Linked DNA regions of Homo sapiens: region 1 is linked to region 2. Evidence: read pairs that join two places in POLR2A ChIA-PET (ENCODE). Cell type or tissue: CD4-positive, alpha-beta T cell. All regions are shown on one strand.

Region 1 (5,000 bases), 220 kb before region 2:
TATTAATGTAGTTGAACTACATACCGTCCATTTGTTTTCATCCTTTTCCTGGCGGTAAGCTACATCGTGCATTAAAACTTTTACATACTTCTTTTGCAAGTGTGATGTATTAAATGTCACCACAAAGTCATTGGCTCCTTCCCGATAGACGACACTCAGGTCAAAAGGAGCCTCAGGTTTAACTGGAAAAGAAAAAGAAATAAATTCTGTCTAAAGGGCAGCCAAGGAAATAATTATAGTATTTAAAATTCATCTCCTCTGCAAGTCACTTTGACCCTTTTTGTGTCAGTAAATGGCCAACTATTCAGAAAACCATTTCTTCTTCTTGGGTTTAAATCCAGTCCGCATTCTCCAGCCTCTCTTGCAGTGGGGTGTGGCCTTGTGAGTGAGGTGGGCAGAAGAAATGCACATCCACTTCCACCCTGGGCCAGACACACACCCATGTGTGACTCCTCTGCTCCGTCCTCTTCCACCACTTGGAGTCCTGCATTACAGACGGTGGAGCCACAAGATGGAAAGTGCCCCTAATACTGCTGGGAGAAGCCCCAGCTGCAGGTTAGAAACATCCATTTTGACTCTGATGTGAGTGAGAAATAAACCTACGGTGTTTGAGATATCATATGTTTGGGGGCTTATTTGTTACAGCAGCTAGTGTTAATTTTACACTAAAACACATCCACTTTGCCTTTTGAATATTGGAGAACTTGTTACTAATGAGCCCCAAAGCAGGAGTATTTAAACTCTGAGTCTTTATTCTTGTAATAAAATTAGGTTATATGCTGTGAACCTTGCACCTCGTCTCAGCTACAGTGACATGAAGGGTCTGCATCCTGGCCCTGGCTAAGACCTTCCAGAATGTCCTCAGGGGGTCCCCTCTGTCAGTCTCACTGCCTTAATGCTGAATTCCTCTTGGGCCTCTCCCTACTGCCTTCCTGCCTTGCAGGGTTGCTGTTAGTATCAAATGCTCCACACATGCTAAGCTGTTGGAGGGAGATTGGTATTATTTCAGGCAGAACAAACCCAGAGAAAGGTATTGATTTCCTAGAAAGGTCCTGAGACTTCCCTGTCCTGGCCTCTTGGCTGCTTGTTGGTCACAGCCTGGGAAGTTAGTTGTCTGGGGGTGGGGGTGCTACTTCTTGCATGACTGATCTCAGGCGCAGTTGTTCACAAGAAGATGCGGGTTCATCAGACTTTCACTCAGTAGAGTGTGAGCTGGGATTTAAAGTTACTTGCCGGCCCAATAAAATGCAGCCCACATGGCAGAGTTTGGCCTAGCTCTTGTTGTAGTCACTTATTCGTAGTGGTGACTGCCTGTTTCTGCTGCTTTGCCTTAGAGGTACTGAAAAAAAAGTAATGACTTTGTTTTTCACCCTTGGATGGGTTGTAAAAGGGGAAGTTTATCAAAAGGGAAAATGCCCTGGACTTAGAGGGAAGCAGGAGGAAAGGCAGTGGGTGGAGAACAGCCGAACAGAGAATGCTGGCAATGCCTTTGCCCCTCTCTCTTGTTCCTGCTCTCCATTCCATTCTCAACAAGGCCTTCTGAGCTGAAGCCCCTGCCCTGTGCCCATCTTTTAATAATAGAGGAATTGAAGGAAGAACACATCTCCTAAGTACTGCATGCTTTGCTTATGCTGTCTTCAAACAATAGTCACTTATCACCAGCATATTGATAAGGAAACTGAATTTCAGAGAAGTTAATTACATTCAGGCCCCTGTAAAATGGTTTAAAGGGATCCAAATCCAGTTCTTTGATTCTGAGGCTCACTCTTCTTCATTTAGCTTTTGTTTCTCTACCTTGTTACATATCACAACGGCTGGTCCTCGTGCCCTCTGGACAGTTTTCCTCAAGCTCAAATGATTTCTTTGAGCAAATTAGAAAAAGGGGCTCATTCATCAAGCAATACTTCAGAGGGAATAGATTCTTGTACAATCTGAATAATCATATCAATCTACTCTGCTAAGAGAAGTGGGAAGGCAGGATGCTTCCCTCTTCAGCCTTACTGGGTTGGAAGATGCTTAAACAAGGGGAAGTGAGGGTGCAGGTGGTGGCAGTGGAGCACTGGCTCTGGGGCTCAATCAGAAGCATCCAGTTTAAACTCACTTAAATGGTAGTTCCATTAATGAAGTGTCCCATTAGGACCTAGAAGGAGATGCTACCGTGAGACATGCCTCCACCACCTCTCTTCCTGCTTGTCCAGGGGTGCTTGCCATAGCCCCAAGAGACTCACACTACCCCTTCCAAAGGGGCCTATGCCATCAGCAGTGTGTGTACCATACGTACCTCTCCCCCTTGCCGTTCGGAGGAGGCATGTCAGATTTGCAGTCTGCTGGGGGATGGAGACTGCAAGTGCATTGAGCATGTGGGATATGGGGATTTGGAGGTGGCAGATGTCACCTGGAGGCTCTTGGTGTGTTGTGAGTGCTTATGTGCATGTAAGGGCTTGCATGCTGGTGTGGAGTTTTGTAAGAATGGGCTCTCCCCTGATGCTCCAGGACCTTGTCAGAAGACTGAGAACCTCTGCCTTCTCTGCTCACTCTCAGAGAACTGAATGTATATTTGCAATGTAAATGGTGAACCTTTAGATATGGTGCCCTATCCATAGGGACCTCATCTCCAAATGATCAGAACCCAACTTTTTATAACCTCAGAGATACCCTGTTGTTGTCAAAGCCAGTTCTCTTCCCCTAACCAGGACCCACACTGGTCATGGCCAATGCTGCTTCTGTGTGGCCAACATGCACAGCCATCTGCCTAATGTCTCTTTTCTACTACATTTGCCTTTTCACAAGTTAATTGTTCACACATGGAACTTCTGCTTTACCTCTCTATTTTATCATCTTAGTGAAACAAAACTGAGACAAAGCTGAGCTAGGTTTCTTACTCTTTCTTATCTCTAATGAGTATTGCTCTCTTACCTTTAATTTTCTTTTTGAGGGTTGAAGGGGGAGCGAATAGGGAATGCTAAAAGTATTTTTAAGACATGGTTAACATTTAAATCAGTAAACTTTGAGTAAAGTAGATTGCCTTCCGTGATGTGGTGGGCATCACCTCATCAGTAGAAGGCCTCTAGAGCAAAGACAGAGGTTCCCTGAAGAAGAAGCAAGTCTGTCTCAAGAGTACAATACAGAAAATCTGCTTGAGTTTCTTGCCCTGCGGAATTTAGGCTCAATACTGCACTCTTTCCTGAATTTCTAGCCTACTGGCTTGCCTTATGGATTTTTGCGATTGCCAGTTCCCACAACCACAAAAGTCAATTTCTTAATAGAAATCTCTCCTATCAATGATCTATCTATCTATCCTCCTATTGATTCCCTTTTTTTTTTGTAGAAAACTCTGACTAATAGAGAAGGCATATATGCTTTTTAAAATAACTTGATAAGTTAGCTAAACTTACTCAGAATGTTGTGGGGATTTGGGGAGAAGACCACAAGGAATTTGGGAGAAGGACAGGTAAGGAAGGAAAGGACAGATAAGGAAGGAAAGGACACCTGTGATGGATGACAGGAAGCCCAGCTCCAGTTAGCCACTTCATGTAGGTTTGCACAAACACTATCTTTCACACCTGGGTTTGAAGATCCTCAGAATTCTTTCACTGCAGGAAAGTATAAATTTCAAGCTTTTCATTTATTATAAAAATTTACAGTAGGGAATTAGCTATTATCTATTGCCAGTTGTTTCCACTATTTGTCTACTTTTAACCTACAGAATGTCCAGACACAGTGTTTTCAGGTAGCCCAAAAGTGACAACCATACTTTTATATACAACTTCTTACCTATAGTGGTTAGGTCTATTTTTTTGCAGGTTAGACTCTTTTCTCCAACCTTCACACATATATTGCTCTTTCCAATCAGTAAGAATTTCTTTGTCTCGATGAAATATATCTCTTGTAGTTTCCTGAAATTCAGGCACTTTACCTCCACGAGGGCCCCACTGTAGGAATAAAAAGGGGATATGTCTTGATTCAGGTAGGAGTTCCTGTATGCAGTGGAATAGTATCATATGCACATTGATGTATGTTTGACTTTAACTCTGTTCATAGGTATGTGGGTGGGTGAGTGGAGGCATGTTCAGGAATGAGAGATAATGAATTAAAATCTTATGGCTTTCTGCTGCTATGATACTTAGTGATGATTTACTTAGAATTAGATGCAATTGAACCTGAAATAGTCAAGACATATTTATAAAATTATGGGAAATTTCTATATTTTTATAATTGATCACTGAAAAACAAATACTTTGTTTAGATTAAAAAGTAATTGCTTTTTTTGATGTTCCATAGGAATATATGTAAGAAATAAGAGCTGTAAAAAATATTGATTAAAAAAAGTGTTAAAGAAAATGATAACATAGTATAAAGGGTTATATACATAATATCACATATACTTGATGGGTAACGTAATGGATTTTTATAGGTAATTTTGGCTGGTGAACCCTAACAAGAGTGGTTAAGAAAACAAAATATATAAATTACTAATATCTGGAATGTAAGAGGAGATATCACTATAGAACATGCAGATGTTAAAAGTATAATAAGGAAATTTTAAATGCTATTTTAATGTATATAATAACTTAGATGTAATGAAAATGTTTTTATAAACACAAATTAGTAAATCTGACCCACATAGAAATGGAATATTTCAACAGTTATATTTCTCTCAAAGAAATTAAACTTATTATCAATAAACTTCCCCCCAAAGAAAACTCTATGCTTGATGGTTATATTCTGGTAAATTCTATCAAATGTATAAGGAAAGAAATAGTGTCAATCTGACACAAATTATTTTAGAAACTGGAAGAGGAATGACCCTTCTCAACCTATTTTTTGAAGCTAGCTTAATCCTGGTACCCAAACCTGGCCAAAATATTAGAGAAAAGAAGTTGATAGACAAATATCCCTCAAAAATGTATAAGCAAACTTTCACAAGAAAATACTAACACACTAATTTTAATACATAATTATAAAGTAGGGCACATCTCAGGAAACCAAAGCAGGTTAAA
Region 2 (5,000 bases):
TTTTATTCTTTCACCTTTTTTTTTTTTTTGAGATAAAGTTTTGCTCTTGTTGCCCAGGCTGGAGTGCAATGGCGCATCTTGGCTCACTGCAACCTCCGCCTCCTGGGTTCAAGTGATTCTCCTGCCTCAGCCTCCTGAGTAGCTGGGATTACAGGCATGTGCCACCACGCCAGGCTAATTTTGTATTTTTAGTAGAGACAGGGTTTCACCATGTTGGGCAGGCTTGTCTCGAACTCCTGACCTCAGGTGATCTGCCCACCTTGGCCTTCCAAAGTGCTGAGGATTACAGGCATGAGCCACTGTGCCCAGCCTGTTATTTTACTTTTTTTTTTTTTTTTTTTTGAGACAGAGTCTCACTCTGTCACCCAGGCTGGAGTGCAGTGGTGCGATCTCGGCTTACTGCAACCTCCGCCTGCTGGGTTCAAGCAATTCTCCTGCCTCAGCCTCCCGAGTAGCTGGGACTACAGGCACACGCCACCACGCCCGGCTAATTTTTTGTATTTTTAGTAGAGACAGGGGTTTCACCATGCTGGTCAGGCTGGTCTCGAACTCCTGACCTCATAATCTGCCTGCCTCGGCCTCCCAAAGTGCTGGGATTACAGGCGTGAGTCACTGCGCCCGGCCTTACTTTTTATGATTTTCATTCTAACCGGAAATTCTGGATTTCTTTTCCTCTTCTTCCTGCTGGCTCTGGGCCTCTGACCTCCCCTGTTTTGAGTCAACAATAGGCAGACTATTGATAACCCAAGTGTCAGGGAAGGCACAGCTCGCAACAGCAGACCAGGCACATTAATGCCAGGTCACTAGAATACTTCTATGTACAGATGGTTCCATCTACTACACTCTTCCATCATCTATGAAAGTGCAAGTTACTCTATCAACTCTCAGATCAATTTTTGACTGCTTAGAACAGTCGCTGAACACTTATTGAAAACACAGCAGTTGAAATTTGGCTTGCTTGCCATGCCACACATGTAAGCACAGGTCTGACTGGCTTCTTGCTCATGCCCTAGAGATTCAAGTGAGAAGACTCAACTCAGAGCTCTTGTCCTATCTCATGTCCAAAACGTAAAGGATCAGGAAGAACCCAGTGGTCTTCCCAACAGAAAGTTAAGCACATTCAATTTAGTGAGTCAAATGGGGGCTTGGTACAGAATTCATAGATTCATTCCAAATTTATCATTAAAAGATACATTTTTATGTATACAAAGATCAAATAATCATCAATTCTCATCTGCATCCTCTTCAAAAAGTAAACAGAATAATACAATAGTACAAGATATACCATAATGTTACTTGCCTAGAAATAATGAATTTTTATATTATGTATAATCATTGCTTTTGTTACAAGTAATTAATATATTTGGTTTACAATATTACTTATAATCTTATTATTCAAAAAATAAGGATATATTATTAAAGTGTGTAGAGACTTGTCATCAATTCTTATATAGACACAAGTACTCTGATAAAAACATAGTTAACTCATGTTTAATTTTTATGATGTAATACCTGCATATTTATAATATAGACCATATTGTAGTATAGGTCATAATTTGGAGGTTTGCGCCTCCCAGCTGATCTCCTAGTGAATAAGAGAAGTATCCTATTTTTCTTCTGCCTGCACCTGTGCCTAGCATGCCCAGCAAATAGTTGATGTCTGCTAAATTTCAAATAATGTGCTAAAAAACACCATACATACATAAAAATCAAACTAAAGTTCCAATCATTTTATCAGCCGGGGCTCAACCTTTGATTGTATTCTGTCACTGAGAAGAGTTGAGCACAAATTATGTAGGTACCAAGCACTCAGTAAGGCCAAAGACAGAGTTTAACCCTATCTATTTATTAAGATTTAGTATTTAATTGTGTAGCGTAACACTTTTAGATCTTTCATCAAAAATCTTATTATATTTGTACTTAAGTGTGTTGTGTAAAAGCTCCTGCCCTGGATTGAGCGTGGGTTAATAGCTCTCTCAACACAATATTTATGCTGTCAATAATATACTTAACAAATTGCTTCTCCTTTATCAATTAGTCAACCCATCCATCTGTTGTCTTATTCCAATAAAGGTGAAAAAAAACTACACATTATGTACTTGAATAAATATTCATTTTACTAGATGTAGGTTTCTTGAGGGCAGTGATTATATTTTCTTTTTATCTGTTTGCTTGCCAGACCTTCATCTAATGTAATAATTGTATGTGTATAATCTATTAGTAGCAGAAACCTTGGTCAAATTTGTGTTTCTTAAGAAGTAGTTGCTGGGAAAAGCCTCTGACAAATATATTAACCCAAATACCAAATTACAGCAGCCAATAACCCCAGCTAAAGAAACAAATAGCAGACAGGATTTATTATTCATCTAAAAAATGAAAAAATGGAGGAACCTTGTTACACGGGGAAAAACCAGCCATGAGGGCTCTTGCATTGCTGGCATGAGACATTATTTCATTCTTCCACAAAAGAAAAACGATGGACTTTGAGGTGGCATCCAGAGAAACTGTTCAGGAGCAGGCTATGAAAAAGGCAGCTGCAGAAAGTGCTCCTGAGGTTCAAGTTGGGAGACTGTATTGCCTTCTGGAGTCAAGTTAGTGTGAAGTTTTTCAATGTGCCCAGAACATTCTTGATTCTAAGCTAAGATTCAGCATGAACTAAAAAAAGTAGTGATTAATGAAATGGCTTAAGAAGGGTGCTATATTGTAACCATAGCCTCTGTTTTCTTGAAAAGTTTGCTCTAGGCCAGCACTTCCCAACGTTTTTCTTTTTAAGGCCAAAAGAGAAAACGAACTTTGTGCAACACACTGGAAAGGATTTAGATTCTCAGATGAAGCTGTTCACAGCCACAGGTAACTGGCCCAGGGACTTCAGCTGCCCCAGGCCTTCTCCTCCTGCTGTAAGTGAGGGTGTCAATATCTCAGATGCCCTCTGCTGGAAATCTTTGGCAGGACCAAGTGAAGGCTTCTGTGAAGAAGGGACCTGACACTACTATTTCCCTCCCTTTTCTCTCAAAATAGAACCCCAATTTTATGCAGGGAAACAGTGTGTCCAGTTAAAGACTACGTTTCCCAGCTTCCCACTCTGTCAGGTGTGGCCATGTGACTGAATGCTCTCCAATAAGATATAAGCAGAAATGTTATATGGGACTTCTGGGAAGGCTTTTGAAAGAAGCTATTTCAGATAGGAGATATCTACTTTTTTGTCTGTCTTCCTTCCTGATATCTGGAACATGGGCCAAGTGGCCGGAGTCCCAGCAACCATCTTGTATCATGAATGTAACCTTGAGGATGAAAACCACACAACAGGACAGTGAGGCAAAAGAAAGGAGAAGCCTCAGTCCTTGATAACCCTGGAGCTACAGCATACACTATGGGCTGCTTACCTTCTGATTTCTATTACATGAGAGACAAGCAGATTTCCCTCTAATTTCATTCACTGTTGTTTTGGGGTTTCTGAAACTAACTGATAGAGACCTAGGGTCTGGTTGGGTTGGCAAAGGCAATAGGGAGCAGGTAAATGTTTGCAGCTGTAATGTACAGGGATGATCTTTAAGACATTTAATAACTGACATGGCAAGGACACTAACCAATAGACATGGATACTGGTGCAGGGCCTGGGAGACAGTGCTGTGCTTCATCTTAACTATGGTTGCTAAACTGTGTGGAAATTGAGGGGTCCCAGGAAAGGGGCAGGCCAGGGAGCTACAGAAAGTAGCATTCACCAAGTAGCAAAGTATTCAGTAGTTTAAGATGGTCTTTCTGGTGGACACCAACTGTTTATCACCACAGAGCCTATGGTTAGAGAGATGGGTGAAAGAATGAGAAGAAATTGGTATTTTCATGGGCCAAGGTCAGGGTAGGTGTGTGCTAGGGTTCAAGTGGTGGCTGCATGGATGAGGAGACTTGGATTATGTTGTTTTTACAGGTCAGGATCAACACTGATAAATGGGAGTGGGAATCAGAATAGGGCATCAGGAGTTTCTGCAGAGGGTAGGAGGAAAGGCAATGTACATGAGTATTCTCCATTTTGCTTAATTTTCTTTCTTACACCTGACTTCATCATTTCTTCCTTATGGCTCTGATTTTCCTTGTTCCTCCTCATTTGACTGTCTCTCCCTTCCGTCAGGAAATTTTAATATGAAACTGAAGTATGTAATTTTTTTCTGCTTTTCTTTAGAATTAGTACCTTCTTTAACAGAGATTTATCTCATATTTCGTAAGATGTAAATGCATAGAGTTTGGATCATTTCCATTTAAAAATATAAAAAAACCCAAGTTGTTCCTACATATGTCATCCCTAATGAATTATTTTCTGTGAATCAATGACCTCTCATAGAAAACAAAGTGTGAAGGAGCTTTATCTTTAGGTAGATGAAGCCAGTTAATGAGGAACTTTGTTCAATGGACCCACCAAAGTGACTGTCTTAGTGACATTTGTTTAATGAACTCATTCACTCAACTTCTTACTGCTGGTCTCTATGCTAACTGCTGAGGATACAGCATGATATAAACCAAACTAGAATCTAATAAAGGATTTACTGTGACAAATTTAAATTAGTGGTACCTTGAAACAATTTTAGTGAATGTTTAAAAAATATGTGTGAACTTAGAAGAATAAACATAGCACAGAAAAATAAATCAACTTTACATTTCGTAATAGTCTCTTTCTCTCAGATATTTATAACAGTTGCTAACAATCTGAACTTTAGCTCATTTATCTTCCCTAATTACTCTCTGAATCAAGATTCTTTGGAGTGAAAAGATCCTGGAATAGCTCTTCCAGATAAACTATTTCTAAATATTCAAAAGCTATGTGTAGAACAGAATGCGGTTTTGTAATTCTTAAAATAGCTCACATCTCACCTTTCTTTTGCTTGGAGATCCTTTTTTATTAATGCTTCGAACTTCTTAATTTCATCAGCCACATCCTTTAAAGAAAATTCATCATCAGTTCTCTGCCTCTAAAAACCATTGAAAAATCTTCATTTACACATTCATTC

What was found. Peaks named below come from ENCODE experiments on the same cell type or tissue, not always from the same donor. Only the 100,000 strongest peaks of a DNase experiment are listed, where the experiment ranks them.
Region 1: POLR2A ChIA-PET joins it to region 2 with 7 read pairs; 9 of 35 experiments call an interaction of 5 or more read pairs at or near these places.

What each region holds. Positions count from the first base shown.
Region 1 is chr5:35,866,238-35,871,237 of GRCh38, reverse strand. It overlaps IL7R (interleukin 7 receptor), which reads right to left. Exons shown (of 8, transcript NM_002185.5): 3 at 3,775-3,932; 4 at 25-182. Among named protein-coding and RNA genes, the nearest start is that of IL7R, 12 kb to the right of the region's middle. RefSeq lists an enhancer at 1,421-1,470. In CD4-positive, alpha-beta T cell, no CTCF peak of the experiment used is centred here; no DNase peak of the experiment used is centred here; H3K4me3 peaks cover 1,656 bases; H3K27ac peaks cover 2,941 bases.
Region 2 is chr5:35,649,289-35,654,288 of GRCh38, reverse strand. SPEF2 (sperm flagellar 2) reads right to left here. Exons shown (of 37, transcript NM_024867.4): 6 at 4,864-4,928. Among named protein-coding and RNA genes, the nearest start is that of SPEF2, 34 kb to the right of the region's middle. RefSeq lists a silencer at 588-882. In CD4-positive, alpha-beta T cell, a CTCF peak has its summit at 2,933 (motif pointing left); a DNase peak (open chromatin) is centred at 2,908.